Regions from separate parts of the Homo sapiens genome. Here region 2 is linked to region 1. Evidence: read pairs that join two places in POLR2A ChIA-PET (ENCODE). Cell type or tissue: Panc1. All regions are shown on one strand. Region 1 holds the start of MIR516A2 (microRNA 516a-2). Region 2 has its middle 28 kb from the start of VSTM1.

Region 1 (2,500 bases):
AGCCTGAGATCTTCTTGCTCCGGCACTGTGGATTTTTTGTTGGAATCTTCCTTGACCAGGTCAAAATGGACACAAAAATAAAGATGCATTTATTGGCCCTGTTTGCGTGTTTTCTGGAATCCAGAGCATAAATCCCTAAAAGGACCATTTCCAGTTCCTTGCTTCAAAGAATCAGCAGGTTAGTCCTGTTCATCAAGGGGCAATCCTCCTGTGTTTTGTCTCCAGAAAGAAAAAGCAATGCCTACTAGATATATATTATATTTGCACAAGAGGATTAGGCTGGATTTCTAGAGAACAGCAAATGGACTCTGAGCCAAGTCTTCACTTGCGTTCCAGTACAGGGACACACAGTCCCCATGGAGGCACCCAAAATGGAATCGAAGATGTTGAAGAATATACATTGTCACACACACAAACATCCTCCAGGACAGACCACAGGCGAGGCCATAAAAGCTCCTTAATAAAATTTGAGCAGAAACACACAAGTAAGAGTAGGGCACGGTGGCTCACACCATTAATCACAGCAGTTTAGGAGGCCCAGGTTTGAGGAGTACTTGAGCTCAGGGGTCCGAGACCAGCCTGGGCAACATGGTGAAACCTCATCTGTACAAAAAATACAAAAGTTAGCAAGGTGTGGTTGTGCATGCCTGTAGACAGGTATTCAGGAGGCTGAGGTGGGAGGTGGAGGTTGCAGTGAGCCAAGATCGCACCACTGCCCGACAGCCTGGGTGACAGAGCCAGACTCTGTCTCAAAAATCAATCAATCGATCGACAATAAAAATGCAAAAATTAGCCAGGCGTGGTGGCACATGTCTGTAACCCCAGCTGCTCGACAGGCTGAGGCAGGAGAATTGCTTGAACCCAGGAGGCAGAGGTTGCGGTGAGCCGAGTTCCTGCCACTGCACTCCAGCCAGGGCCACAGAGCAAAGAAGACTCTATCCCGAAAAGAGGGCCACTTGAACCCAAGAGATCTAGGTTAGAAGTGCCACCGCACTCCAGCCTGGGCAACAGATACCTTGTCTTAGATAAAAAAATAAAACAAAAACAAAACCCCACCATTATCCATGTCTGATGATCAGCACGCTCTGCAAATGTATTACCAAGATCAGCGTCAACTTCGACGTTGCTTTTCTCAAACCGTAACCCTCTGAAAGGAAGCACTTTCTTTTCTTTCAGACAACAGAAAGTGCTTCTTTCCTCGAGAAGGTCACAACCTGAGATCTTCTTGCTCCAGCACCGTGGGTTTTTTTTTTTGGAATTTTCCTAGATCAAGTTAAAATGGACGAAAACATAAAGATGCATTTATTGGCCCTGTTTGCATGTTTTCTGGAATCCAGAATATAAACCTCTAAAAGGACCATCTCCAGTTCTTTGCTTCAAAGAATCAGCAGGTTAGCCTTGTTCATCAAGGGGCAATCCTCCTGAGTTTTGTCTCTGGAAGGAAAAAGCAATGCCTGCTACACATACCTTATATTTAACCAAGAGAATTGGGCTGGATTTCTAGAGAAGAGCAATGGATTATGAGCCAAGTGTTCACTCAAGTTCCAGTACAGGGACACACAGTCCCAATGGGAGCACCCAAAATCAACTCTACGATGTTGAATTGTCAAACACACAAACATTCTCTAGGATAGACCACAGGCTTGGTCATAAAAACTCATCAAAATTTGAACCTAAATCACAAGTACCGATGGGGCATGGTGGCTCACACCTCTAATCCCAGCACTTTAGGAGGCCAAGACAGGAGAATCACCTGAGCTCAGGAGTTCGAGACCAGCCCCGGCAACATGGTGTAACCCCATGTGTACAAAAAATACAAAAGTGAGCCGGGTGTGGTGGTGCATGCCTGTAGACACTAATGCAGCAGGCTTAGGTGGGAGGCGGAGGTTGCAGTGAGCCGAGAACGCACCACTACACTCCAGCCTGTGTGATAGAGCTAGACCTTGTCTCAAAAATAACCAACCAAACAAAATACACACACACAGAAACAAAAAATACCCAAGTTGATATCAGAGTATTCTCTGTATTTAGAACAGTATTTTGTGTCTATATGATATTTTATATATAAAGAATATATGATAAAATATACATTATATATGTTTGAGACTCTGTCTCAAAGTTCCATATATTATATGCTCACAGGAAGAATAATTCCTACACATGAGTGCTTGCTTTGGCAGTGCACATAAAAAAAATTGGAATGACAGAGATTACCCTGGCCCCTGCACAAAAGTGACATCCAAATTCATGATGGTCTCATATTTATCTATTTATTTTTATCTATTTAATTTCATTTTTATTATTTATTTTATTTTTGAGATGGAATCTTGCTCTGTGGCCCAGGCTGGAGTGCAATGGCATGGCTTCAGCTCACTGAAATCTCTTCCTCCTGGGTTCAAGCGATTCTCCTGCCTTAGCCTCCAAGTAGCTGGAAATACAGATATACACCACTGCACCCAGCTAATTTTTGTATTTTTAATAGAGATGAGGTTTTGCTATT
Region 2 (2,500 bases), 280 kb before region 1:
TTTCACTATTTCTTCTACCGCTATCTACTATGAACTTCAAAGAGGAGCCAGGAGTACGGGAGGAGCATGAAAGTGGACAAGGAGTGTGAGCACTGAAGCACAGCACCACAGGGAGGGGTTTAGGCCTCCGGATGACTGCGGGCAGGCCTGGATAATATCCAGCCTTCCACAAGAAGCTGGTGGAGCAGAGTGTTCCCTGACTCCTCCAAGGAAAGGAGACTCCCTTTCACCGTCTGCTAAGTAACGGGTGCCTTCCCAGACACTGGCGTTACCGCTTGACCAAGGACCCCTCAAGCGGCCCTGATGCACGCGTGACAGAGGGCTCACCTCTTGCCTTCTAGGTCACTTCTCACCATGTCCCTTCAGCACCTGACCCTATACCCGCCGGTTATTCCTAGGTTATATTAGTAATGCAGCAAAGAGTAATATTAAAAGCTAATGATTAATAATGTTTATAATAATGATTGATAATTGTCCATGATCATCTCTACATCTAATTTGTATTATGACTATTCTTATTCTATTTTCTTTATTATACTGCAACAGTTTGTGCCTTCAGTCTCTTGCCTCAGCACCTGGCTAATCCTCCACCCACACATTCCCCCATGCCGTTCTCATGGTAGTGAACAAGTCTCAGGAGAGCTGAGGTTTTTATAACGGGTTTCCCCTTTTGCTTGGCTCTCTCATTTCTCTGTCGTCTGCCACCATGTAAGATGTGCCTTTCACCTTCTGCCATGATTGTGAGGCCTCCCCAGCCATGTGGAACTGTAAGTCCGTTATACCTCTTTTTTAAAAAGTAAACTGACTGGGCGCAGTGGCTCACGCCTGTAATCCCAGCACTCTGGGAGGCCGAGGCGGGTGGATCATGAGGTCAGGAGATCGAGACCATCCTGGATAACACAGTGAAACCCCGTCTCTACTAAAAATACAAAAAATTAGCCGGGCGCGGTGGCGGGCGCCTGTAGTCCCAGCTACTCAGGAGGCTGAGGCAGGAGAATGGTGTGACCCCGGGAGGCGGAGCTTGCAGTGAGCGGAGATCGTGCCACTGCACTCCAGCCTGGGTGACAGAGTGCGTCTCAAAAAAATAAATAAATAAAAATAAAAATAAAAATAAATTACTCAGTCTCAGGTATGTCTTTATCAGCAGTGTGAAAACAGACTAACGCAAACTTCTTCGCTCCCCCTCCCCTCACTACACAGTCCCAGGTTGCAGTGTGGAGGCCACATAGGGAGTAGCAAGGTGGGGAGGAGTGTCTCTTTGTTTTCTTGCCACAGAGAGTCATTCTTTTTTAAGCTTGGGAGTTCTTGGTGGCCATCTGTCTCGCCATGTGGAGGAAGCCAGTCTTTATGGAGAAACACAAAGATGACTCAGGGAGCATCCGGGAAGCGGGAGTGAGTAACAGTGCTTTCAGCTTTTGTTTTCTTGGTTCTAATTGCTTCCAAAGCTCAGCATTCCTTCACTCCCTGCAGTTTTCTTGCCCAATCCTTCTTGAACCAAAAAAACCCAAAAAGTCCTCCTTTGATTCTAAGCTATTCTGAGAATGGATTTTGTTTTGATTGAAGGGTCCTGGCAAACATTATTAAAATGGGTGGCCCTAATGGATATCCTTTATGGACATCTATGCTGGTAGTCACACTCACTGAATTACCATAGTGAGGACTCAGCTCTGATTTTTTTTTTTTATCTTGCCCAGATTCTTATCTAAGGGGTCTGGGGTCTCATGCCCTACAAACCATAAATTCTCATCAGATGGGTTTTATTTAGCCCTATATATCGTGACTTACTTTCCAATCTGACTCTGGCATAACATTACCTAACAAAGAAGAAAATAAAAATATTTTACCCCAAAACATGTTTCTTTGCCATATTTTTAAATGGCCCTGCAAAGCTGTCCTTGGTGGGGGGGAATATTTGCATATGTAAAGGATCTCTGTTAACATTGCTAGATCTTTTTCCTCCAGGACCTCCCAATCCTGAGGAGGTTAACTGAGAATCTAGCAACTTTTGAAGGTCTGAGTAGGAAACATTTGTCATCTATTGTCTCTAAGGGCAGCCACTATAAGACTTCAAAAGAACCTTGGTCTCCACAATCTTTTATCTTAACCTGAATATTTCCTCTCTATTAATCCCAGGTCTTTAGACAAACTCAACCAATTGTCAACCAGAAAATGTTTTAATTTACCTAAAGCCTGGAAGGCCCTGCCTCCTTCAAATTGTCCAGCCTTTCTGGACCAAACCAATGTATTTCTCAAATGTGTTTGATTGATGCCTCACGCCTCCCTAAAATGTATAAAACCAAGCTGCCCCCCGACCACCTTGGGTACATGGTCTCAGGACCTCCTTAGGGCTGTGTCAGGGGCCATGGTCATTATCATATTTGGCTCAGAATAAATCTCTTCAAATATTTTATAGAGTTTGACTCTTTTTGTCAACAAGAGTAAGTCTTGATATGTGATACGATCTGAGGGAGGCTCGGATCCACAGCTGGGGTTTGGACAG

Evidence for each region. Peaks named below come from ENCODE experiments on the same cell type or tissue, not always from the same donor. Only the 100,000 strongest peaks of a DNase experiment are listed, where the experiment ranks them.
Region 2: POLR2A ChIA-PET joins it to region 1 with 11 read pairs; 3 of 35 experiments call an interaction of 5 or more read pairs at or near these places.

What each region holds. Positions count from the first base shown.
Region 1 is chr19:53,759,853-53,762,352 of GRCh38, reverse strand. MIR516A2 (microRNA 516a-2) reads right to left here and starts at 1,220; the gene lies at 1,131-1,220. It overlaps MIR519A2 (microRNA 519a-2), which reads right to left and starts at 9; the gene lies at 1-9. All of the region lies in intron 1 of LOC124904766 (a long non-coding RNA gene), which reads right to left. It also overlaps the pseudogene RNU6-1041P. In Panc1, no CTCF peak of the experiment used is centred here; no DNase peak of the experiment used is centred here.
Region 2 is chr19:54,034,863-54,037,362 of GRCh38, reverse strand. No RefSeq gene overlaps it. Among named protein-coding and RNA genes, the nearest start is that of VSTM1, 28 kb to the left of the region's middle. RefSeq lists an enhancer at 903-1,478. In Panc1, no CTCF peak of the experiment used is centred here; a DNase peak (open chromatin) is centred at 1,345; H3K27ac peaks cover 881 bases.